Regions from separate parts of the Mus musculus genome. Here all the other regions are linked to region 1. A link is a loop called in an ENCODE intact Hi-C map of the cell type or tissue named here. Cell type or tissue: heart. All regions are shown on one strand.

Region 1 (8,000 bases):
ATATCATGTTAGGTGTATTCACAACCTTGTTATTGTTTCATGTGAACATGAGATGTTATTTGTGTCAAGTTGACAAGGGGTGGATTGTAGTGGCTATTCCTGGTTGTCAACTTGACAATATTTGGAATGAACTACAATCCGGAATTGGAAGGCTCACCAGTGACCCTTATCTTGAGGCTTGGAGATCCTTATCTGGATCTTGGTTTGGAGATCTTAAGCCATAGTGGCTATGGATTCCAGAAGATTGAATCTCCGAGTTTAAGGAACACACCTTTAATCTGGGCTACGCCTTTTCATCTGGGATTAAAGGTGTGGCAGAACACACCTTTAATCTGGGCTACACCTTCTGCTGGAGACAATATAATGACAGTTGATTATCGAAAATTCACTGACTCATGAGCTGTAGCCAATGGATTGGCTGGATGGTCAGGGACTTGGAAAGATCACAACTGGAAAATTGGTGAGAAAGACATCTGGGGAAGAAGTATGTGGATAGATCTCTCCAAATGGGCAAAGGATGTGAAGATATTTGTGTCCCATGTAAATGCTCACCAAAAGGTGACTTCAGCCGAGGAGGAGTTCAATAATCAAGTGGATAAGATGACCCGTTCTGTGGACAGTCAGCCTCTCTCTCCAGCCATCCCTGTCATTGCTCAATGGGCACATGAACAAAGTGGCCATGGTGGTCGAGATGGAGGTTATGCTTGGGCTCAGCAACACGGGCTTCCACTCACCAAAGCTGACCTGGCTACAGCTGCTGCTGATTGCCAGATCTGCCAACAGCAGAAACCGACACTGAGCCCCAGATATGGCACCATTCCTCGAGGTGACCAGCCAGCAACCTGGTGGCAGGTTGACTACATTGGACCACTTCCTTCATGGAAAGGACAACGTTTTGTTCTTACTGGAGTAGATACTTATTCTGGTTATGGATTTGCCTTTCCTGCACGTAATGCCTCTGCTAAAACCAACATTAACGGACTGACAGAATACCTTATCTATCGTCATGGTATTCCACACAGTATTGCTTCTGACCAAGGAACTCATTTCACAGCCAGAGAAGTACGACAGAGGGCCCACGATCATGGAATTCACTGGTCTTACCACATTCCCCATCATCCTGAAGCAGCTGGGCTGATAGAAAGATGGAATGGCCTTTTGAAGACGCAGTTACAACGCCAATTAGGTGGTAACAGCTTCGAAGGCTGGGGTAGAGTTCTTCAGAAGGCAGTATATGCTTTGGATCAGCGCTCGATATATGGTACAGTTTCACCCATAGCCAGGATTCATGGGTCCAGGAATCAAGGGGTGGAAAAGGGAATAGTTCCACTTACTATCACTCCTAGTGACCCTCTAGGAAAATTTTTGCTTCCTGTCCCCATAACTCTAGGTTCTGCTGGCTTAGAAGTTTTGGCTCCAGAGGGGGGAGTGCTCCTACCAGGAGCTACAACAAACATTCCATTGAACTGGAAGCTCAGACTTCCCCCTGGTCATTTTGGGCTTCTTATGCCCTTAAACCAACAGGCTAAAAAAGGAATAACAGTGTTAGGAGGGGTGATAGATCCAGATTACCATGGGGAAATTGGATTACCTCTTCACAATGGTGGTAAGCAAGATTATGTCTGGAGTGTAGGAGATCCCTTAGGGCGTCTCTTAGTACTACCATGTCCTGTGATTAAAGTCAATGGGAAACTACAACAGCCTAATCCAAGCAGGATGACAAAGGACACAGACCCATCAGGAATGAAGGTATGGGTCAATCCTCCAGGAAAAGAGCCAAGACCTGCTGAGGTGCTGGCTGAAGGAGAAGAAATACAGAATGGGTAGTAGAGGAAGGTAGTTATAAATACCAATTAAGGCCACGTAACCAGTTGCAGAAACGAGGATTATAAAGTAATATGAATGCCCATTGTAAATTTACAAATGCGTTTGCGATTGTACGAGGGATAGTTATATCATGTTAGGTATATTCACAACCTTGTTATTGTTTCATGTGAACATGAGATATTATTTGTGTCAAGTTGACAAGGGGTGGATTGTAGTGGCTATTCCTGGTTGTCAACTTGACTATATTTGGAATGAACTACAATCCAGATTCCCGCTCACAACTATGACTGAGACCTGCTGAGGTTGACCCCATTTATTAAGGGGTGGCAGAACTGTAGCGATATCCTCCACCTAATGTGGGAAATAGAAAATGGGGAAGTGATGAATCGCAGTTCCTCAAGAAGTCAGTAGGGAAGAGGATTTAGTAGCTAGCTGTCCAGGGTTGATCTGTTGTCATGTCTTATAATGCTTAAATAGTGGCCCCCGAGGCCTGATGGCCCCCAGGGAGGAAGAGATCCTCACGGTCGCCAAGTGATGCTGTGTAACCTCGGACTTAATTTAAAACGATTGGTTGAATACAGATGCCTTCAGCTTATAGCTGGGCAGAAGAGAGGTAGGCGGAGCTTCAGTTGCCAGGCTTGAGGTCTGAAGGAGGAGAGCAGGAGGAGGAGAAAGGTGAAGAGAGAAGAAGACACAATGGGGTGGGTGAATCTTGAGTGCATGGCCATGAGGACCGGCTAGTTGAAGTAAGAATGGCGCAGGAGGAACAGGACAAGTTATAACTCAGGGTTATTGATGGGGAAATAGACAAAATAACTTTGAGGGTTGATATCTGCCCAGCTCTAGTGTTTTTTAAGGTTAATTATAAATATAAATGTTTTGTGTCTTTTATTTGGGAATTGAATCAAAGGTGGGATAGAAACCCCAATTAATATTAACTACAACAGTTAGCTCAACTTAATCATTTGACAATGTATACTTGTATCAAAACATCACACTTCACACTGACATATATATTCACACTTCATATGATATATACATACATATGCGTATGTGATTTTGTGTATCTTCTTGTTCACGTATGTATGTGGACACACATGGAGGCCAGAGGGCAACCTGGAGTGTCATTCTCCAGGTACAACCCATTTTTTCCTTCCTACAGGCTCACTCACTGTCCTGGAACTTGCTGAGTAGGCTAGGCCGACTGCCCAGGGAACCCAGGGAGTGAGTCACCCATCCTTCACTATCAGAAGTAGGATTAGAAATCTGTAAAAATCCCACCAAACTGGGCTTTTTTTTTGATACAGGGTTTCTCTGTATAGCCCTAGCTGTCCTGGAACTCACTTTGCAGACCAGGCTGGCCTTGAACTCAGAAATCCGCCTGCCTCTACCTCCCGAGTGCTGGGATTAAAGGCATGCGCCACCACGCCCAGCTTCAAATTGGGCTTTTTAAAATGTGGATTGTGATGACTGATTCAGGTCTTCATGTTTGCACAACATGAGCTAGTTCCGCAGCCCCAATATATACAAGTTTTAAAAGACACACTTTGAAAACTTGTGTTTTATTCTTGAACAGCAGCTATGCTGATCTCAGTATCAATTCTGTTCTAGTATATGTGTTGCCAAAGTACTATCTATACTTTTTTATTTGTGATCTCTCTCTCCCTCACCTGCTCCTCTCCCCCCCCCCCACCCTGTGTGTGGTGTGTGTGTGTGTGTGTGTGTGCGTGTGTGTGTGTGTGTGTATGTAGTGTGTGTGTGTTGTTGTTACTGCTTGGTAATGGAATCTAGACCCTTGTGCATTCTAAGTATACATCTTACCACTGATTTATTTTTTATGTATTTGAATACATTGTCACTGTCTTCAGACACACCAGAAGAGGGCATGGGATCCCATTACAGATGGTTGTGAGGCACCATGTGGTTGCTGGGAATTGAACTCAGAACTCCTGGAAGAGCAGTCAGTGCTCTTAACCACTGAGCCATCTCTCTAGACCCCCACTGTCGTTCTAACACTGATTGATAAGCCTCGGTCCTGCTAATCAACGAAGCTGAGAAAGAAGGTTTAGAATCAACATCTGAACAACAGCAAGAATTAGGGAGCAGATGCTGATGGTGAGGGGGGTAAAGCCACTCCAACGATTAACACAGGCAGAACAAGAGAGGATGCCACTTATTATGAGAAAACTGGCAGATGTAGACTCAATAGCATTTGTAGGTCGTTTGGAAGAGATGGCAAAGGAAGCAGCTTTGAGGGTGAGCGGGCATGAACCAGGAAAACAGCAGACAGAGAATGGGGAGATGATCAATGTCTATCACACTGAATCTAGGGCTCCTAAGGAACTGTCATGAGGAGGTGCCAGGCGGATAGTTGGAGAGACACTATTGCTAAGCAGGGCATATTTTAGACAAGAGTGAGCCCCCAAATTTCAGATCTAATAAAAATCATAAGGAAGAGATTACTTAGAACTGCAGAACTGCATATACATCAAAAATAGGAGCACTCAGGGGAATATCTAAACTTAGAAGGCCAGTAAGGGAGTTAAGTATATTCCAATATACTTATTGCATAAATGCCAGAAGATATAAATGCCAGAAACCTTAAATAGATGGAACAGGACTGAGAAAAAGAAACCAAGAGGACACAGGAGTAGTGAGAACTGAGTCTTGAGGGAGTGGATGATCAATATTGCTGAGTGAACAGGCTCCAGAAATAGAAGCTTGCCCGAGAAGGACTCTATTAGCTGCGTAGTGAGAGAGAGAGAGAGAGAGAGAGAGAGAGAGAGAGAGCCAGACCACAGGGGCCAGAACAAAGAGGAAAGATAAGGAAAAGCTGTGTAAGTGTGTAGAGTTTGCAATCAGCTGAGGTGTGTTGGACATGCTGCACATCTCTAACTCCAGCTCTTTGAAGGCAGAGGCAAGAGAATTTCTTTGAGTTCAAGGCTAGCCTGGAGTATGTAGAGAGCTCCAGACCAACCACAAAACAAACACAAACAAAGAAGCCAACCAAAGCAAAATAAAGGAGGGGGAGGGAGAGGGGGAGGAGGGAGAGGAGACGGAGAAGGAGAGAAAGAAAAAGAACTTGAGGTGTCCTGTTAGGTAGCTCTCAATTGTCATGACTTCAGGTCTAGGGGTTCCATTGCCATCTTCTGGCCTTCCCAGGCACTGCACACACAAGGCATATATTCACATAGACCTCGGAGTTTCTCTCTTCCTCTCTCTCTCTCTCTCTCTTCCTCTCTCTTTCTTGTGTGCGTGTGCGTGGGGGCGGGGGGGGGGGGGAGGGAGGAAAGGCCTATATGCCTATACCCAGCCTGGGAGAATCTGAGACAAGAGGATTAAGTAGGCAGGAGGACTAACTAGTGCTAACCATAGACTAAATAGGGAGCCTGTCTCAAAACAAACAGCAAACAAAACAAAACAGAAGAGACTCCAGTGGGATCCTAACACAGAGAGAGACAGACCCAGGGATGGGAAGGGGAACTTTTCTTGCACAAGGAAGTTATGTATACTTGAACACTAGAGATTCAGGGGGAGAGTATGGAAACGAGTTAGAAAAGATGTATGGGAAAACCCATAGAAGCTGACTGAGGCAGGGTCCTAGTCCGTGGGAAACCTCTGCAATGTGGAGAAGGCCGAAGAGCCAACTGGGAATGAAAAGAATGACTGACAATCTGCCCTAGAGAGTCCACCAAGGAATTTTTTTTTGTAGCGCATAAAAGCTGACATCTGATCTGTTGTATTAACGAGACTGCTGTCTACTTTATTTCCCACGTGCTCGAATCTTCTGTGTAGTTACAAGAAAAACGGAGCTATCTGTTCCAAAACAGCTTATCCAAATGAACTGAAGCACGAAGAAGACAAATAAACTCTCTTCTGTTGTCAAAAAGTTACAGAGGACCATTTAATGTTGAAATCAAGTTATGTTCATTACTGTTGATCTGGTTGTTAACTTTATTATTGTTACTTTTGGCTGAGTCATTCCTGGGCCCTAAGTAGTAACGGTCACGTGAGAGTGAAACGTTATAATAGCAAAATGATTAGATTGGCCATAGAAACTACCCTGGGACTATAACACGTAGTGAAATAATAGTAAAGCTAATATAATAGCAAGCGCCAAAGCATTGCGAGGGAAGACAGCCCGGAGCATGTAGCCTGGAGCTCTTACATAGCCCTACCTGGGGCCTGAGCGCAGTAGCCGAGCGCACTCAGAAGGGTGATCAGCAGTCCCACTCCCGCTAGCTGGACAGACTCCCGAATCCTGGGGCGGGATGATTCCGCAGCCCATCTAGGGGCTCCACCCTTCTCCAGACAAGGGCACACCCTAAGGTCTGGGAGCTTCATTCTCGGAGAAATCCAAGTTCTTCTTTGATGTAGCCCCAGAAAAACCTCTCCAACCCCTCCCCAAGGGAAACGCTGATCTGAGCTGCGGAGTTGGCTGCACCTCGACAAGTGACCCGACTGCACCCGTACTCCACCTCCCTTCCCTCCTCCCCTCCCCACCTCCCTCCCCACCTCCCTCCCCACCTCCCCGCACTCCCTCCACCACCTCCCTCCGTCCCTCCAACCCAATCTGCCCCGGCGGCTTTCGGATTGCTTGTGGACTGCGCCTGCGCACATCTGGAGCTAAAAGTTCTCAACCAGAGGCGGTGCTCTGGTCTCCAGGCAACGGGATAACAGAGGTGGACAGAGAGCGCCTGCGTGGACGGCGGTTGGGTTTAGTCAGGTGTGGAAAACTAGGTCTTGGGGATTTTCCCTGAGCTGGAGCGGCCCCCGAGCGCCTCAGGTACGCCGAAAGGGGAGATACTGAGACCTCCCGAGGGGTTGGAGAGTGAGAGTTTATCCCTAGAGGCCGGGTCCCAGTAAGGACTCCCGTTTGACCCTCTGGGACAGAACATGACTCTGGAGTTCCGGATCCAAAGCGGGCTGGGGCGCTCAGGTGTCTGTCACCCCCTCTCCCAACACACTCTCTTTACAAGCCTGGTGCGGTTTGAGCCATAGAGCATCTTTGCATGAGGGCTTGACAGCCGGGCACCTGCTTCAGGCCCGGGTGGCTCGTGCTCTTTGTAGTTTGTAGCAAGGGGAAAGTCCAGGGAGTGCTTTGGGCCAGGCCCTGTCGCCAGGCCACTGTTCTCACCCCGTAAAACCGTGGGACTGGACTCAGAGCGGCCTCTGCAATTTACAAGAACCCGGGGCTGGTAAGAGCAGGTTGCCTGTTTTGTGTCACGGACGACCTTCTATCTAAAGCTTTTCCCACCCATTCCATAAATGGTGTAGAGCAGGTCATCTACAGGCCTGGAGGAAAGTCAGTGGCAGAACACCTGTGTCACGTCCATTCTTTGGTCCTCGGGGCTTAGCAATGTCTGGCCTGGCACATAACCATCACTCCCTAAATGCTTATTGAAAGAATGTCCTGGCAGAGCCAACACCACAGTCCCGAGAAACGTTTAAAGGGAATGTGGGTAGGGCAAATGGACAAACAGTTTACTCTAGCAGCCGGGAGTGAACCTCAGACAAATTCTTCACATGTATCTGCTTTAAATCTCCCCTAGGCTTCGGTCCAGGCACTGAATGGCTGGTCTCCAGTTGGCTCCACATCTGCCTGTGGGCGTTATGTTCCCACATAATAAAACAGAAGCTCCTGGACTCCACTCAGCTAAGCACGACCCTTACGAACAAAGTGACTCTTCCCAGCGGCCCTCGATGGGACATTTGAGGAATAGTTTCCAGTCGAAGCTTTGGAGCAACACAGAAATGGAGCAGGAGGACGAGGTCTCCACCCGCCCCAAAAGGAACGTCTGCACAAAAGCCCGGAGGCACTCCTGTCCCCACAGTGCAGGAATCAGGCAGCAAGGCTCAGGGAACAATGCCCAGGGCCAAGGAAAGGGTCTGTTTTACTTGTCTAGTCCGACACCCCGGTATCCCAAAGCAAATGACCAGGACTTCATTCCCTTTAGGAGGAAACGAGTGGGAGTGGATCGGGCTTACCCACTGAAACCCATGGTCCACCGGAAGTCACATAGTACAAGTGATGCGGGCGCAGACGGGGACCAGAATGGCTACCCAAGACTCCCTGACTCAAGTGAGTTTTCAGACAACAGCTTTGGTTTAAGGAGCTGGGTGAATTCATCTCTTCTTGCCTCTGTGCAGGCAGAGAAGGTCGTGGCGGAGCT
Region 2 (8,000 bases), 140 kb before region 1:
AGGGGTCTCAAGAGCTCTGAGAAAGTTCCAAAAGAAACGCTGCACGCCAGCAGCCGGGCAGCACCTGCCTTCACGATGAAGGTTCCTCCAGTTGCCGGGTCCTGAACCACCTGCACCTGCCAAAGTCCAGGAGGCACCGGTCAAGCTGTGTTAGTTCCCGGGCGTTCCATGGCCCGAGGCCCTGACTATTCCCAAACATCTAAGCCCTGGTGCCTCTTCCTCCAGCATCTGCAACTCCTACCTATGTCTCGTGCTCTCTGGGCTCCCGCTCTGTGGGTCTACCCCACAGGTCTGTGTAGTGCGAGGGAGGATGGAATGGATACTCCACCTAGGCTGGCAAGAGGTCTAAGTACCCGCTGTTGGGTTTGCCATAACTCTCATGAGAACATCTCCCCGCCCCCCAACCTGCCTACACTAGCTAGACCCTGTGTGGCCTAGAAGGACAACCAAAATCAACACTTCAACTGCAGGCTTTCGCCAGAGGTCATCATCCCAGCAGGGATTGAAGGTGGCACTGAGTCAGTCAATTCTTTTGTGCACAAATGAAGCTAGGTGTGCATGCCTTTAATCCCAGCAGTGATTGAGAGAGGCAGAGGCAGGCGGACCTTGTTGAGTTCAAGGCCAGCCAAGTGCACAGTGAGCCCTTTTCTCAAAACAGAACAAAACAAAACAAAAACCAGAAAAACAAAACCCCCAAATGCGTTAAGAGCCTGAGGCGTCTGAGAATGTGGTTCCAGATCAGGACGGCTGCCTTCAGCAGGCTCCACACACTCCAGGAATTTCTCTTCTTTGCTACACTTCTTTTGAAATAAAGTGGGTGCAGTTGTGCACACCAGTCACCTGTCCTTTGACAGTAGCCGTCTCCTTCTCGGGGTGGCTTCGGTAAGTGGGGAGCTGGGTCCACATTGCTAGACAGTGGTGAAAAACAAAGCCTAGGAATGGAGTAGGGGGAAGAGCCCTGCAGTCTTTTTTAATGGTACTGGGCCTCCTGCTCACCAGGCTAGAGCTCTGTTACTGACTTATATCCCCCCAGCTCAGGGCCCTGGTTCCCGAGCTTGGGCAAATAAGCTGACTTTTTTAACTACCAAAGAGGGATTAGAAATGTCCAGCTTTGCTATATCGCTGGTTTGTTAGGCTGTAAATAGGAGAGTCCTTAATGAAGCCATGATGATATTACATGCTTGCCAAGTCACGCACCTTCTCTGAACCTTGTGCTTGTTTCTGAGTTGTGCTTGCGTGCGTGCGTGCGTGCGTGCGTGTGTGTGTGTGTGCATGTGTGTGTGCGCGCGCATGGGTGTGCGTGCATGCGTGTGTGTGTGCGTGTGCACGCACGCATGGGTGTGCATGTGTGCGCGCGCGTGTGTGTGTGCATGTGTGTGTGCACGCGCGCATGGGTGTGCGTGCGTGCGTGTGTGTGTGTGTGCGCATGCATGGGTGTGCATGTGTGTGCGCGCGCGCGTGTGTGTGTGTGTGTGCATGTGTGTGTGCACGCGCGCATGGGTGTGCGTGCGTGCGTGCGTGCTTGCGTGCGTGTGTGTAGAGACCAGGCTTGAGGATGCTGGTGTCTTCTTCCTAAGCCACTCTCCATCTTACTTTTTGAGGCAGTCTCTCGCTGAACTTGGAACTCACCTCTCTGGCTAGGTTGGCTGGCCAACAAGCTCCTGCCTACCGCCTCAGGATTGGAGTTACAGACATGCACCCTACTATGTCTAGCTTTGTACGTAGTTGCTGGGAATCAAACTCAGGTCTTCATGTTTGCATGGGAAGTTCTTTGCCAACTGAGCCTTTTCCCTAAGCTGCCTAAAAATGGGGGTCTCAGCAGTTCGTGCTTTCTGACGTCATTGTGCTTGTTGGTAAAAGCAAAGACTCCAAGTGTCAAATCCTCCTCAGCCCTGGTAATTACCAATGTCATTGTAGCAGAAACAGACACTGCTCATTCAGTGCTAAGGGCTTCGAACGGCTCACTTCACCGTGTTCTCCTACCAGCTTTCCTGGTGAAATTGAGGTTCTGAAACGTGAAACCACTCACTTTCAAGCCTACTGCTAAAAGGCTGTAGCATCAGAATTTGAATACAGACAGTCTGACCGTAGAGAGGGGTGAAAGTGCCTGCCAGGCTGGGCCTTATTTTCTCCATAATCAGGAAAGCAAAAGCAGGGGCTAGGCTCGCCCCACCCCTCCTTCCTATACCAGGGCACCTACACCAGAGCAGCAGTATCCCTTTTGACCACAAGAGGTCGCCCTCTAATGGCTAACTCACCTAACTCAGGGTGGCCTTGGCTCCCTGACCAAACTTGTGCAATGTTTGAAGACAGAGGCAGAAAACACTGGGTTCATTTAGGAAAAGATTCCCATAAGTATTGCCCCCCAGTTAGTTCCCCACCATCCTTCCCCAAGTGGTATTCCCCGCTACCACCTCCTTGGCCAAGTCCTCTGATTTACAGTCTGAAAACTCAGTCAAGGATCGGAGCCAGAAATTAAGTAAGGACCCATGGTGTCAAAAACCTGTGTATTCAAAACATACTCTGCCCTACTTTCTTTTGGAAGGAATTAGACCAAAACATTAACAACGACTACTCTGAAGTTAGGTGGGGCAGTGAATTGATTTCTTTTCCTTTTTCCTTTTTGGTTATACACTCTCCACTCTCACAGAATACTTCCAGCAGAGCGAACATTTTCCCATTGATACAACCAAGCAGGCAAGCACACACATCCTCTCCCTCTGATAAGTGGCCCAGAGGACAGAAGAGCCAACACCTGACTCCCTGGATCTTAGTTGTTCTCTCTCTCTGATCATTGTTAAGGGGCTGGAGATGTAGGTTGCTCGGGAGAGTGCTTGCATAGCACGCATGAAACCCTGGGTTTGCTCCTCAGCATCAACTGGGAACAGTGATACGCACCTGTCACCTCAGACTCAGGGATGAAGGCAAGAAAATCAGGAGTTCAAGGTCATTCTTGGCTACGTGGCAAGTGTGAGGTCATCCTGGGTTACATGAGATGCTGTCTAAAAAGTGCGGGCAATTATGAAAACACAGCACTGCCAAGCACAGCTTTCCCTGCCTTGTGCACTGGGGAAGCCGTCGACCCCAGTGGTGGTGGAGCCCATCAACGGAGACACAGAAAACTAGGTTTTAATTAATCCACAAATGGGAGCACAGCCTTATAATTGGGAAGGTGGAAGGCAATTGTGGCCACTGTTTGTTTGTTTTTTAACATTTTATTATTTCATCAGATCCCATTACAGATGGCTATGAGCCACCACGTGGTTGCTGGGAATTGAACTCAGGACCTCTGGAAGAGCAGTCAGTGCTCTTAACCACTGAGCAATCTCTCCAGCTCTGGATTAGGCCTTTGCCTTTTTCCTTTTTTTTTTTTTTTACAATTTATCCCTAACAAACTTTCTTTTCTTTTCTTTTCTCTTCTCTTCTCTTCTCTTCTCTTCTCTTCTCTTCTCTTCTCTTCTCTTCTCTTCTTTCTCTCTCTCTCTCTCTCTCTTTCTCTCTCTCTCTCTCTTTCCAGACAGGGTTTCTCTGTGCAGCTCTGGCTGTCCTGGAACTCACTTTGTAGACCAGGCTGGCCTCGAACTCAGAAATCCACCTGCCTCTGCCTCCCAAGTGCTGGGATTAAAGGCATGTGCCACCACTGCCCGGCTCCTGGTTTCCTTTTTTAATTAATTAATTATAAGTGCATTGCCTGCATGTATGCCTGCAAGCCAGAAGAGGGCACCAGATCTCATTACAGATGGCTGTGAGCCACTATGTGGTTGCTGGGAATTGAACTCAGGACCTCTGGAAGAGTAGCCAATGCTCTTAACCTCTGAGCCATCTCTCTAGCCCCTGATTAGGCCTATTTTTAAGTAGGAAATCTAAATCCTGGGTGGAACCTCTCTTGAAGCAGGCAAGCCCCAAAACTTCAAAGATGTTTGAGTCTCTCTATTATAAGCCCTGACTGACCTAGTAGTCATTATATAGACCAGGCTGGCCTCGAACTCACAGAGATCTGCCTGCTTCTGCCTCCAGAGTGCTGGGATTAAAGGTATCTACCATACCCTGCCAGGGTCAAACAGGCTCCTAAAGGCTTAGAGGGAAAGATAGAGTTGAGCAGAGTTGGAACGGAGCGTGGGCAAGCCCAGTGCTCCAGCTGAAGTGGGCAGCTTCTCCTTGCCTCCCTAGAGTTACATGGGAATGTGAGCCCCACATCTCAAGATCTGAGTTTTGTTTTCCAGGAGAAGCTTGACATGTGGACTTTGGGGACAATCCCTGACAAAAGCCCCCAGGTGTCCTGACTGTCTGCCTGGTCCCTCACGTGCCCACTTCTCTGCTCCCTGCCACCTCCGTCCCTGCACTTCTGCAGCCCTGTGGGCCCCACAGCCAGCACCTTTCTGGGGCCCAGGATTGTCCTGAGCAAGCTCCCTTCCTGGGCCTGAGGGTGGCCACTCACAGGCACTAACACAGCTCTGCTGCCTGGATCTGTCTGGGCAGAGCTGTGGAGTGGGACTGATGGCCCTAACACCTGATTTGGGGAAATTTCTGTCCCTGGCTGGGACATAAACCTAGAGGAGGAAGCAAGACCCCAGGAGGGAACTGGGAGAATCTGAGAGAGGGTGAAAAGCAACTACCTAAACATCTTAATGCCCCCCCCCCCGCCTCCCCCACCCCATCCCCCAGTGCAGGCCTCAGGGCATGGAGGTTTCTATGCCTTGCAAATGTGCATGTCCTTGGGTTGAACAAATCAGAGAGTTTTGTCACAGATTTCCCCTTGGGGACTCCTCCTATATATGCATGTCCCCAAAAGCTCTGAGACTGTCTAAAGTTAAAGTACCAGGGGTGGAAACTTTCATTGAGTGTTTCTCCAAACGTATTTAGCTCAGAGCGCGCCTCTCTTCAAATCTGGCATCTCACTCAGAGATATGGTGTCAGTCAGTCTGTCTATGAGAGCAGCTGTGCTTGGCCACTGTGCAGTTCAGTGCGGGGTGGGGGTGGGGGGACTGTAGCAGATGGGAAGCTGGCTGGACCTTCCCTGAGCCTGGCGCCTGTTCCAGGGACCCTGGAGAAGCAGCTGGAGTGAGGCCTAGCGATGGGAACTCAGCCCTCCCTGCTCCTGTCGCTTGCACTCCGAGCCATCAACCATGCATCAAGTGTCTTAGCATGTGCCAGGCCTTTCCCAAAAACTGTTTCATTTCCTTCTCAAATCACCACTCTGGGGGGAGGAGACCAGTTCTCAGTGTCCACGGTTCACTGGCCAAACCCAGAGCATGCTTGCCCGCCTATATGGCTGAGAGGCATACACTGGTCCCTTTTTCTCCATGGGCTCCCAGACCCATTAAAATGCCCAGTGCTTCAAACTACACACTCTCGGTTTCAACCCTAGAAAGTCTGTCTCCACAGGCTGGGCATGGGGTCCCAATATCTACGACCGGATGGCTCTTAGAACTGACTAGGGAGCCCTGGGCTAGAGGCAGAGGGCAATCTAATAAAGGCTCAACTCTTATATGACCTCTTTGTGCCTCAGATTTCTCCACTTTAAGAGGGGTTGGGATGCTGTCTTCTATCTTCTTGTCTACTCTGGATCAAGGGAAAGGGAAAAGGTGCACGATGGCAGGACTACCAGAGGAGAAAGGGCGGAGCTGCCCAGGCCCTGGACGATCCACGCCATCTCAAAGAAATGCATATGTCCACGGGTCAGGCTGGAGAGAAGGACCTTTCAGTACAGGAAGTGCTCAGCTGTGTGTGTCGGGAGGGAGACTGGGGGGGGGGGGGGGCGCTGCAGCTCTGGCGGGCAGATTGAGTGGAAGGAGGAGGGTTGTGGGAAATGGGCAGAGCAGCAAGTGCTGGACGGTTCCCTGGGCTTAGCTCCTCCCACAGGCTCTGGGAGCTTTCTGTCTGAGAGGGCCGGGCCGCTGTCTGCTTCTTCTCATTCTCCTATTCCTCTGTAGAACCTGACAGGTGTATTTTGGGAGAGAAGAGGAACCACTGGACCGGGCTGCTCTCTCTTCCGATGCAGGCAGCACTATAGACGCCTTCCATTCTATCCTACCTCCCCATCCTCCGCCACCCCTAACTGTACATGTCTGCTTCCCTCCCCGCACCCCAGAGCTTGCTCACCTTCTTGATGATGCCAACGACCCTGCATCCCTTCAGCTGCTCCAGAGCAGAGCTCAGTGTGCGGATGGGCCGGAGCCTCAAGCTGCTGAAGCCCTGTGGAGGAGAGAGACAAGATGTACAGGGTTTCTGGATGTCGGGAGAGTAGTGGGGGCCACAGTGGCTAGGACTTGGGGTCCAGGCAGACCCTGCCTCACAGGGTCAGACTGAGTAAAGAAGCCCCTTGGTTCCAAGTTTGGGGGTGCACGGGTTCAAAGCACCCCGGCTGGCTTTTTGCTCAGCCCCTACCCAGCCTTATTAGGACTGCTTCTAGGGGCTTTGGAATCTCCTTCTCAAGAGTCTTGTCTGTGGGAGGCAGATGCTCTCAGGGTGTGTGGTAGGAACACGTGTGTGTGTGTGCGTGCGTGCATTCGTGGGTCTCAGCCTCAAAATGCAGACAACCTACTCTTTTGAAAGGCAAGCTACAGGACACAGTGGGCCTAGGAGGGGCGTGGCATGGAGAGTGCAGTTGGCCACTGGGTTAGGAAAGCGACAGGAGGAGCGTTAGATGCAAAAGTGTGTGTGTGTGTGTGTGTGTGTGTATACATTACAAATACCTGCGTTTTTCCCACTCAGCAGAAACAGAATCTGCGTACTCCTGTGAAAAGGACATGGAGTCACACACAAACTGGGGTGGGTGTTTAAGTCACGTATGCCAGGTTCTCTGTGAGGCCGAATGAGGCATGAGGGTGTGGGAGACAGAGGGTGGGCAACCTTGCTTCACACTCAGACTCACATCCTCTGCTGCCCACTCCTCCTTGGGGCAGGAGGGGAGTGAGGGTTGTATGGGGGAGGGGCTGTCTCTCCCCAGAGTCCTCCTTCTCTTCCTCAGGGAGGTTCTCCTCACCGTGTTGGGACTGGCTCCACTGCCCAGGGTCCGCTGCAGGTGGCAGTTGAAGATCTCCTCTGCCCTCCGTAGGTACTTGGTAATTTTCAGCTTCACAGCTTCACGCCTCTCCTTGTTGGGGTCAACTGTGGGGAACCAGGGGTCGCCATCTGTGGTCACCAGGACTGTGCTCCACCCTCTATCCTGGGCTTACTGGTGGCTGAGATGCCAACTCCGTCAACTACGTCTGCCTGTCACCACCGCCCATGGCTCCTACTTCTCAGACAGCTTTAGCTGGTTCATCCCCCCAGCTCTGTGTGTGAGATCAGGGGCTGAGATGAGAGATGCATGAGGAAACGGGGAACCACCATGGCCCTCAGCCACCTGTTCTTTACAGCGGTACCCACCACCTCACTGACTGTTCTCACATCCTGGGAAGGATCAAGGTGGAGATTTTTATGTCTCTTTCCTTCAGAAGAGGAGAGAGACGCTTCCAGAGGACAATGCTGCCTCTATCTCTGCCTCCCATTATGAAAAAGGCCTGGGTGGAGACCAGATTAGACGGAATAAGGAATGCTTTGGGCACTCCTGAAGCTCAGGCATGGCAGGGTCCCCTCTACAGTGAGTCTGGTGACTCTAGTCATCATAGCCTGCCTGCCACAGGCCCTTGAGTCTGAGAGTTAGCATGGAAATGCCTCCTTCTGCCCCATCAGCGCTTCCCTCTTGCCCACAAGCCTGGGCCTCCCTTCCTCCCTCCCTCTCTGTGGAACACTGCTAGGCCTTTACTGGACACATATATGTCAGCATTCACATCTGGATGTCCCTTGCTAGGTCCCTCTGACCCCAGTTCTCCTCTTTTCTCCCTTTGCCTGCCCCTCTTTGTTCTTCCCACCCAGGATTATAATTTCATATCCACCTGTCAGTCAGCCCCACCTCCCCCCACCCCTGGAGTGCAATTTCCAGAGGGCCACTGCACAGCCCAGCTCCGTGGCCAGGCAGGTGCAGCAGGCCAAGTATGTAAGCCACAGGAGCTGAT
Region 3 (8,000 bases), 67 kb before region 1:
CCCAGCACCCAGGAGGCAGTGAGAGGTGGGTCTCTGTGAGTTCGAGGCCAGCCTGGAACACATCGTGAGTTCCATGCCAGTCAGGGCTCCACAGTGTCAAAACCCAAACCAAACTAAACCAAAGACATACAGCAAGCTATGAAGCAGAAGCTGAGGCAGGCACCATGGAGGACTGCTGCTCATTGGATGGCTTCCTCTGGGTTGTTCAGCTCCTTTCTTATACCATATGTCTACTTGCTCATGGATGGCACTGCCCTGAGTGGGCTGGGCTCTCTTACATCAGATTAATCAAGAATTGAATCTAGGTGGGCTCAAGCACGCCTTTAGTCCTGGGACTCGGGAGGCAGAGACAGGTGGATCTCTGTGAGTCCAAGGCCAATGTCCTCTACAGAGCCAGTTCCAGGAAAATGTGGCCACAGGCCGATCTAATAATCTAAGCAATTTCGTAGCTGAGGTTTCTTCTTCCCGGGAGACTCCAGGTTGTGTCACACTGACAGCTGGAGTTAATTATGATGTATAACACTGACCAAGTTACTAACCCCATGTAGGCCTCAGCTTCCTCTATGACTTAAGAAAGCCTTCCCTAATCCAAAATTGAAAACACAGTCTCCTGTATTTTCCTCTGAATATTTTATTTCTGTTTATAGTTTATGATGTGAGGGGTCACACTGGGGTTTTGTGTACATTTCTCCACTGAGCTAGGCCCCTAGCATCTTCTAAACATTTAAGGAAATTGTCTGGATAGATAAATTGGAATTATTTCTTGTAGGGGATGAAAGATGTTCATGAAAAGCAACTCCCTTTTCATTGGCCATTCTTTTCCGCGGTGATTTCTAAGATGCTACTGTTGGCTGCAAGTCTTTAGAACATGTGTATCGGTTTGGAGACCTGTTCTGTCTCAGTACCACATCCATCCTAAACTAAAAGGCCATTTTCCTAAACATTGCCTTACATTGTTCTAAAAGTCTTGTTCTCTAGTAGGGAAGAACTTCTTGCCTACATCTAGTCTCTTAGAGTATCATGACTAGTTTTGGCCCCTTTCTCTCCCCTGTATTTCTTAGAAACAACTTCTGATTTATTTTTATTTTATTTTATTTTTTGCCTCCATTGGAGTTTTGACGAGACTACACATGGGAAACTAGATATATTTAAAGTACTAAAGTTTCCTATCCATGATCATGGTATATGTCTCCGTTTATCTAGGGCTTCAGGTAGCTGTGTGCCACAGTGTGGGTTCTGAGAATTGAACCTGGGGTCTGCAAAACAGCAACGTGTGCTTTAACCCACCGAGCTCTCTCTCCAGTCCACAACACTTCTTTTTAAATTTATTTATTATATGTAAGTACACTGTAGCTGTCTTCAGACTCCAGAAGAGGGCGTCAGATCTCATTACAGATGGTTGTGAGCCACCATGTGGTTGCTGAGAATTGAACTCAGGACCTTTGCAAGAGCAGTCAGTGCTCTTAACCACTGAGCCATCTCTCCAGCCCCACAACACTTAAATCTACTTGTATGCAGGTCCCGGCACTTGGGTTTCCTCCAGGCTCAAGGGAAGGCTTTCGCTCTGACACCAGTTTTTAAGTTCTCTTATAAGGAAGATAGAGTAAACATTTTTAAAGTTACAAAATATATTTTTTAAAAGGTACAGATAGCATGATGAGTCACTGGGACAGATGTGTAGCTGTGTCTCCAATAAAGAACATGGCAGCTCTTTCAGAGCATTGGGTTTGACTCCCAGCACCCACCTGTCGAGGGCATCGGGCTCCAACATTCCCTTTCTTAAACTAGAAGTGCTACACATGTGTCACAGGGACTCAGCCTGCTCTACAGACACAGACAAAACACCCATACACAGGATTTTAAAAATAAATTTAAAAAGGCAATGCAGTCAACATTCCTCCCCAGTCAGTGCTTTCTCTGAGTGGATGGATGTGGGTGTGCTCATGTGCACGGGGAAGCCGATGTGCTCATGTGCACGTGGGAGCCGATGTGCTCATGTGCACGTGGGAGCCGATGTGCTCATGTGCACGTGGGAGCCGATGTGCTCATGTGCACGTGGGAGCCGATGTGCTCATGTGCACGTGGGAGCCGATGTGCTCATGTGCACGTGGGAGCCGATGTGCTCATGGGCACGGGGAAGCCGATATGCTCATGGGCACAGGGAAGCCGATGTGTTCATGGGCACGGGAAAGCTGATGTGTTCATGTGCACGTGGAAGCCGATGTGCTCATGGGCACGGGGAAGCCGATGTGTTCATGGGCACGGGAAAGCTGATGTGTTCAAGGGCACGGGGAAGCCGATGTGCTCATGGGCACGGGGAAGCCGATGTGTTCATGGGCACGGGAAAGCTGATGTGTTCAAGGGCACATGGAAGCCGATGTGCTCATGTGCACGGGAAAGCTGATGTGTTCAAGGGCACAGGGAAGGCGATGTGCTCATGGGCACGGGGAAGCCGATGTGTTCATGGGCACGGGAAAGCTGATGTGTTCACTTGCAAGTGGTAGCACGTGGAAGCCTCTGGGTGTCATCCTCCAGACGCTACACTCCTCCCAGGGCTCACCACTTCCCAATATTATCACACTAAAAGACCAAACCCTTAGCATTTGAACTTTTGAGGAACACACTTCAACCATATGCAAGCTATAATCATGAGTAAAATGAAGGTCGATAAATGTGGGAAAACACAAGCATCACTGGCAAGCAGGAAAATGCAAATTAAAACAATCCTGAAGGATCTTTTTATGCCTACTTTCTATAAAGATGTTTGGTGATACCATGTGTTGGTAAGCATGTACAACATTGATAGATGGCCCCACCACTCCTCTGCTGTGAGGTGATCTGGGCAGGGGGTAGATGGCCTTGCCCACTCACCCCTAGCCACCTGAGGCAGTCAGGAAAGCTGACCCTAGGGTCATCAGAGTGAGGGGAACTGGGTCTGCACCTCACCTGAACATTACAGTAGGGTTGGCCCTGGTTGAGGGGTTTTTGGGTCAGCCAGTCCCTAGGGTGAGAGCAAGAGAGAGCTGGCCCCTGCCAACCTCTGCCAGAGGTGGTGTGAGTGCCTGGGTGATGCCCCCCCCCCCAGGAAGTCTGGAGAACTGGCCTTGAGGTCATGAGAGTGGGTGAGCTAGCCCTGTCCCTTGTCCACTAGAGCACCTGGGCAGGTGGGCACTGTACTTCATCTGGGCAGCACAGCCCTGGTGGAGGGGACCCAGGTGAGCTGTCTTGAGAGGACAGAGTGTGGGAGAGCTGGCCTCTTTGACCTTTCTGGGGTGAGATGGTACAGGTACTGGTGTGATGCCCTCTCCCTTCTGCCTTGCCACCTGCAGTAGTCAGGAGAGCTGATCCTAGAGTCATGAGTTGGGGAGAGCTAGCCCTGCCCCACTGGCTGTAGCACTTGGGAGAGCTGGCCCTGCACGTTGCCTGGGCAACACAGTAGAGTCGGCCCTGAAAGCAAAGATACAGGTGAGCCAGACCCCAGCAAATTAAACAATATGCTATTTAGAGATTGCAAATATTTACTTTTTAATGTACTGCTGCATTCTATTTTTCTAGTAATTTATTAGGTTTTTCTTTTTGTTTTGCTAATGACAGGTACAGTTTTCCTGTACTATCTTTATATGATTTTGATACCGATCTAATCCCTCTGAAGACAATTTATCAGCTGTAAGGAAAGTCTTAAAAGTCTGGAAGATTCACTTTTGAGACATTTATCTTATATTTTTGGTTGTGAGCCTAGCCTTTAATGGCTGAGCCATCTCGCCAGCCCAAGACGTTTATCTTAAATAAATAAGAGATTCTAATTCCGTTTGGGTTCAGGGGACCCAGGATAAGCACAGCCTTTTTACCTCCCTAACTGCTTCAATACCGTGAATCTCTTTCTCAGTTTGTAAAGCCGGGGGAGGAGAACCTACCTCATGTAGCTGTATGACAGTAAGAACTTACAGCACTCAATACCTAGTAAGTGTCGGGTCAATGGAAGGACTTATTACATTGCATGTACTCGCCGGCCTCCAAATTGCAGGACAGCATTCTTGGTGTCCTATTAGCTTCTACTTTGTTTGTTTGTTATTTCGAGACAGGGTTTCTCTGAATAGCCCTGGCTGTCCTGGAACTAACTTCGTAGACCAGTCTGGCCTCAAACTTAGAAATCCACCTGCCTCTGCCTCCCAAGTGCTGGGATCAAAGGCGTGCGCCACCACAGCCCGGCTAGCTTCTACTTTGAATCTCTTTCATTAGTGACATTCCTTAGGGCTTTCGAGGCCGAGGATATAAAAAAGCAAACAACAACGTAAGAGCTAGGAATAGGAATGGTGGTACCACTTGCCTAGCACCTGTGAGATCCTACGTTCAATTCCTTGCACCGAGCGGGGAAAAGAAAGATAAAGTCGGTGGGGAATGGAACCCATTGGAAAAGGTGAACATGTTCAACCCGCGTTGCAGCAGCACTTTTCTGGGCGTCTCGAGCCCTGGACTCGCACTCATGGAGGCGTCTGCCAAGCATCAGGCAGCGATGGAGCCAGGAAGGAGGAAAGCCACTTCTGCTGGTCGCAGGGCGGGAGAGCCGCTCGCTGTTCCCATAGCAACCAGACTGGCCAGCGTCCTCCGGGCCTCCCGGCTCGGCGCGCAGACTCCCAAGGGGACCCTTCCAGCCGTCACTTCCCGGCGGTGCGCCCAGCTCCGCCCTAACACGTTTCTGATTGGCCTCAGCAGAGGGAGGGGCGGGCTTACAACTCCACGAACTCAATTATGTTTCACCGAGCGGAAGTTGACCTCTCTCGGCCCGGAAGTGAAACAGTGCTTTGGCAATTGAGGCTTCTGTAAGTGAGTCCCGGGACGGTGTTGGAAATGCCGGGTGCCGCGGCGAAGGGCTCGGAGTTGTCCGAGAGGATCGAAGGCTTCGTGGAGACTCTGAAGCGAGGTGGCGGGCAGCGCAGCTCGGAGGACATGGCTCGGGAGACCCTGGGGCTGCTGCGCCGGCTTATCACGGACCACCACTGGAACAACGCGGGTGCGGCAACTCATCCTCGTTCTTGTTCTATTCCTGAAGCTGATATTCACTTTCACCGCGCGCCTGCCCCGTTCACTCGGTCTCTCTTGGGTTTCAGGGGACCTTATGGATTTGATCCGCAGAGAGGGCAGGAGGATGACGGCTGCGCAGCCCTCCGAGACCACCGTGGGAAATATGGTGCGGAGAGTCCTCAAGATCATCCGGGAGGAGTATGGCAGGTCAAACTCACAGCTTGGGTGGGCTCCTGGTGGGACCAAGGGGTGCTGGCTTTTGGTTGTTAAACCGTGCCACCTATCAGCTTGAAGCCTCTGTTGTGGCTGAGCTGCTCCCGTTGCCCCAGTGATCACTCTTTGGGTCTTGTTGCCTCCATAGACTGCACGGGCGCAGTGACGAGAGCGATCAGCAGGAGTCCCTGCACAAACTCTTGACATCCGGAGGCCTGAGCGAGGATTTCAGCTTCCATTTTGCCCCACTTAAGGCCAACATCATTGAGGCGATTAATGAGCTGCTGGTGGAACTGGGTAAGAGATCTGATCACTAAGTGGACAAGTTAGGTCGCAGGCAAGTGAAACAGTCCCCTAGAAATTGTGCATTGACAGGGATAGGCGAGATCACCAGTCTTCTGGTTTGAACACCCATTTGGTAGGAGTGGATGGAAAACACCAAGCTTATAGTAACTGCATCTTTCAAGACAGACCTGCTCTTTAACAGTATATTAAGCGAGAGATTTCTTTTAGGGGAAGTTATTTTATTTTATTTTATTTTATAGCAAATGAACTTGCTGGGGATGTAGCTCAGTGGAAGAGTGCCTTACTTGAGGCTCTGGGTTTCATTCCCAGTGCTGCAAAAAACAGAAAACGAGTTCCCCAAAGCCGCATTTGGAAGTTTCTTTTTCACTAAACTTCATCTTGACTTCAAAAAATGTTTACTATTAGTGGTGTGTGTATGTGTGTGTGTGTGTGTGGGTCACAGGGCAACTTTGTAGAATTTGCGCATCCCCCTTTATGTGGGTTCCAGGGATGGAGGGCAGGTTTCCAGGTTTGCCCATCAAGCACATTTACCCACTAAGCCATCATGCCCACCCCTTTGAGGTATTTATATACATACCGCCTCCATCCTCACTTGCAGATTTTTGTTACAGTCTGTTCTTCAGAGATTTAACACTGGGTACTGGGGATGGAGAGATGGACGGCTCAGCGATTAAGCTGCTCTTGTAAAGTCCCCAGGTTTAGTTCCCAGCATCTACACTGTGGCTCATAGCCACCTGTAAGTCCTGTTCCAGAGGACCCGATGTCCTCCTCTTACCTCCACAGGGACCAGGCACACATGAGGCAAACAGATATACATGCAGGCAAGACATTCATGCACTGAAAATAAGTTAGACAATTTACAAACAAACTAGGTGCCACCTGTACTCCAGACAGCCACTCTCAAGCTGCTGTGGGGTTTCTGTATTTCTTTGGTATGCCCACTGCCCATGGAGGTGTTGTGGCCACCTTTTGGATGAATAGTTCTATCAGGGGAAGATCTGTTTTTGGTTAGCACTTCAGGATTTCCCAGATTGGCTGAGGAGTGCAGGCCCAGGACCCCAGAGTGATGCTTTTAAGAGCTTGGACTGTTGCACTCTGAGCCTGCTAAGCCTGTGATGCCAGGCTGGCAGTGTCTAAGGGCAGCTTCCCCTGTGAGCCTTTGCCCTGCCTGTCTGGGGTTAGCATGCCATTTTCACGTCCCCTTGCAAACCTGTTCTTGCAGAAGGCACAATGGAGAACATTGCCGCCCAGGCTCTGGAGCACATCCACTCCAACGAGGTGATCATGACCATTGGCTACTCTAGGACAGTTGAGGCCTTCCTTAAAGAGGCGGCCCGGAAGAGGAAGTTCCACGTTATTGTTGCAGAGTGCGCTCCTTTCTGCCAGGTAAGAGGGGCGCTTGGAGTTGCTGAGAAGGGGTGAAGGGGGAATAAAGGAGGGATGAGCCTGAGCCGACTGTGAATCAATTAGCTCAGCCTGGAGTCATTAAGAAAGTAAGTCCTACCGGATGTGGCAGCCCACACTTCTAATCACAGCCCTGGGGAGGCAGAGGCAGAGGCAGAGGCAGAGGCAGAGGCAGAGGCAGAGGCAGATGGGTCTCTGTGAGTTCTAAGCCAGCCTGGTCTACATAATGAGTTCTAGGAACAGCCAGGGCTATAGAAAGACCCTGTATCAAGAAAGAGAGAGAGAGAGAGAGGGAGAGGGAGGGAGAGGGAGAGAGAGAAAAAGAAGGAAGGAAGGAGAGAGGGAAGGAAGGAAGGAAAGAAAGAAAGAAAGAAAGAAAGAAAGAAAGAAAGAAAGAAAGAGAGAAAGAGAAAGAAAGAAAGAAAAGAGGAGGAAAGCAAGAAAGGAAGAAGTCAGGCCCGCGGTCAGCACAGGCCTTTAGTCTCGCACTGGGGAGGCAGAGGCAGGTAGATCTCTGTGAGTGTGACAACTTGGTTTGGTCTACATAATGAATTCTAGGCAAGCAAGGGCTCAGTTGTGAGAACCTGCCTCTAAACAAACAGAAGACACACACACAAACCAAAACACCCCCAAACAGAATATTGGTAAGGATTTTCAAGTTGCTGTAGATACATTTAAATAGTAGTTTAAGAAAGCTGTGTAAATTACAGGTCCTAGGAAATGAAGTCTTGGTTCTTTCCAGGGTCAGTAGGGCGTAGTATCTTGGGGATGACTGGTATTTGATTTGACCTCCCTCAGTCCTTAAGTAAATAACAGGTCTCAAGAAACATAAAGAACGTTGTAAAATGACGAGGCGGAAGCTGTCTTGCCAGCTGTGCTTGCGTTGTGTAAGCAGTTGTATTTCCAGTCTTGTAGCTTCCCTGAAGTCACATTTATTAGCATCCCTATGGCTTGCCAGACTGTGGACCACAGAGAGATGGGTTATCCTGGAAACCAGATATCAGAGTCTTAGATCCAGTCCATTTGTCAGCTCTTGTCACTGTGTAATTCTGTCC

Evidence for each region. Hi-C counts contacts between places; a loop is a spot of excess contacts. Peaks named below come from ENCODE experiments on the same cell type or tissue, not always from the same donor. Only the 100,000 strongest peaks of a DNase experiment are listed, where the experiment ranks them.
Region 2: it touches region 1 in a loop (6-fold over the local background); 15 of 42 quality-filtered maps call a loop at or near these places.
Region 3: a loop joins it to region 1, with 1.9 times the contacts of the local background. A loop is called at or near these places in 10 of 42 quality-filtered maps.

The regions. Positions count from the first base shown.
Region 1 is chr12:85,282,173-85,290,172 of GRCm38, forward strand. It overlaps Zc2hc1c (zinc finger, C2HC-type containing 1C), which reads left to right and starts at 6,419. Exons shown (of 3, transcript NM_172414.4): 1 at 6,419-6,613; 2 at 7,380-8,000. The coding sequence starts at 7,399. It also overlaps a transcript of Acyp1 not described here. In heart, a CTCF peak has its summit at 4,966 (motif pointing left); DNase peaks (open chromatin) are centred at 6,109, 6,459 and 7,599; H3K4me3 peaks cover 2,076 bases; H3K27ac peaks cover 1,152 bases; H3K27me3 peaks cover 378 bases.
Region 2 is chr12:85,140,761-85,148,760 of GRCm38, forward strand. It overlaps Rps6kl1 (ribosomal protein S6 kinase-like 1), which reads right to left. Exons shown (of 11, transcript NM_146244.4): 3 at 6,986-7,110; 4 at 6,103-6,195; 5 at 69-116. Among named protein-coding and RNA genes, the nearest start is that of Rps6kl1, 6.5 kb to the right of the region's middle. In heart, CTCF peaks have their summits at 2,211 (motif pointing right) and 3,720 (motif pointing right); DNase peaks (open chromatin) are centred at 2,231, 5,111, 5,751, 6,321 and 1 weaker place; H3K27ac peaks cover 683 bases; H3K27me3 peaks cover 1,731 bases.
Region 3 is chr12:85,214,714-85,222,713 of GRCm38, forward strand. It overlaps Eif2b2 (eukaryotic translation initiation factor 2B, subunit 2 beta), which reads left to right and starts at 4,768. Exons shown (of 8, transcript NM_145445.4): 1 at 4,768-5,011; 2 at 5,109-5,229; 3 at 5,384-5,532; 4 at 6,764-6,927. The coding sequence starts at 4,849. In heart, no CTCF peak of the experiment used is centred here; DNase peaks (open chromatin) are centred at 3,143, 4,668 and 5,348; H3K4me3 peaks cover 2,306 bases; H3K27ac peaks cover 2,054 bases.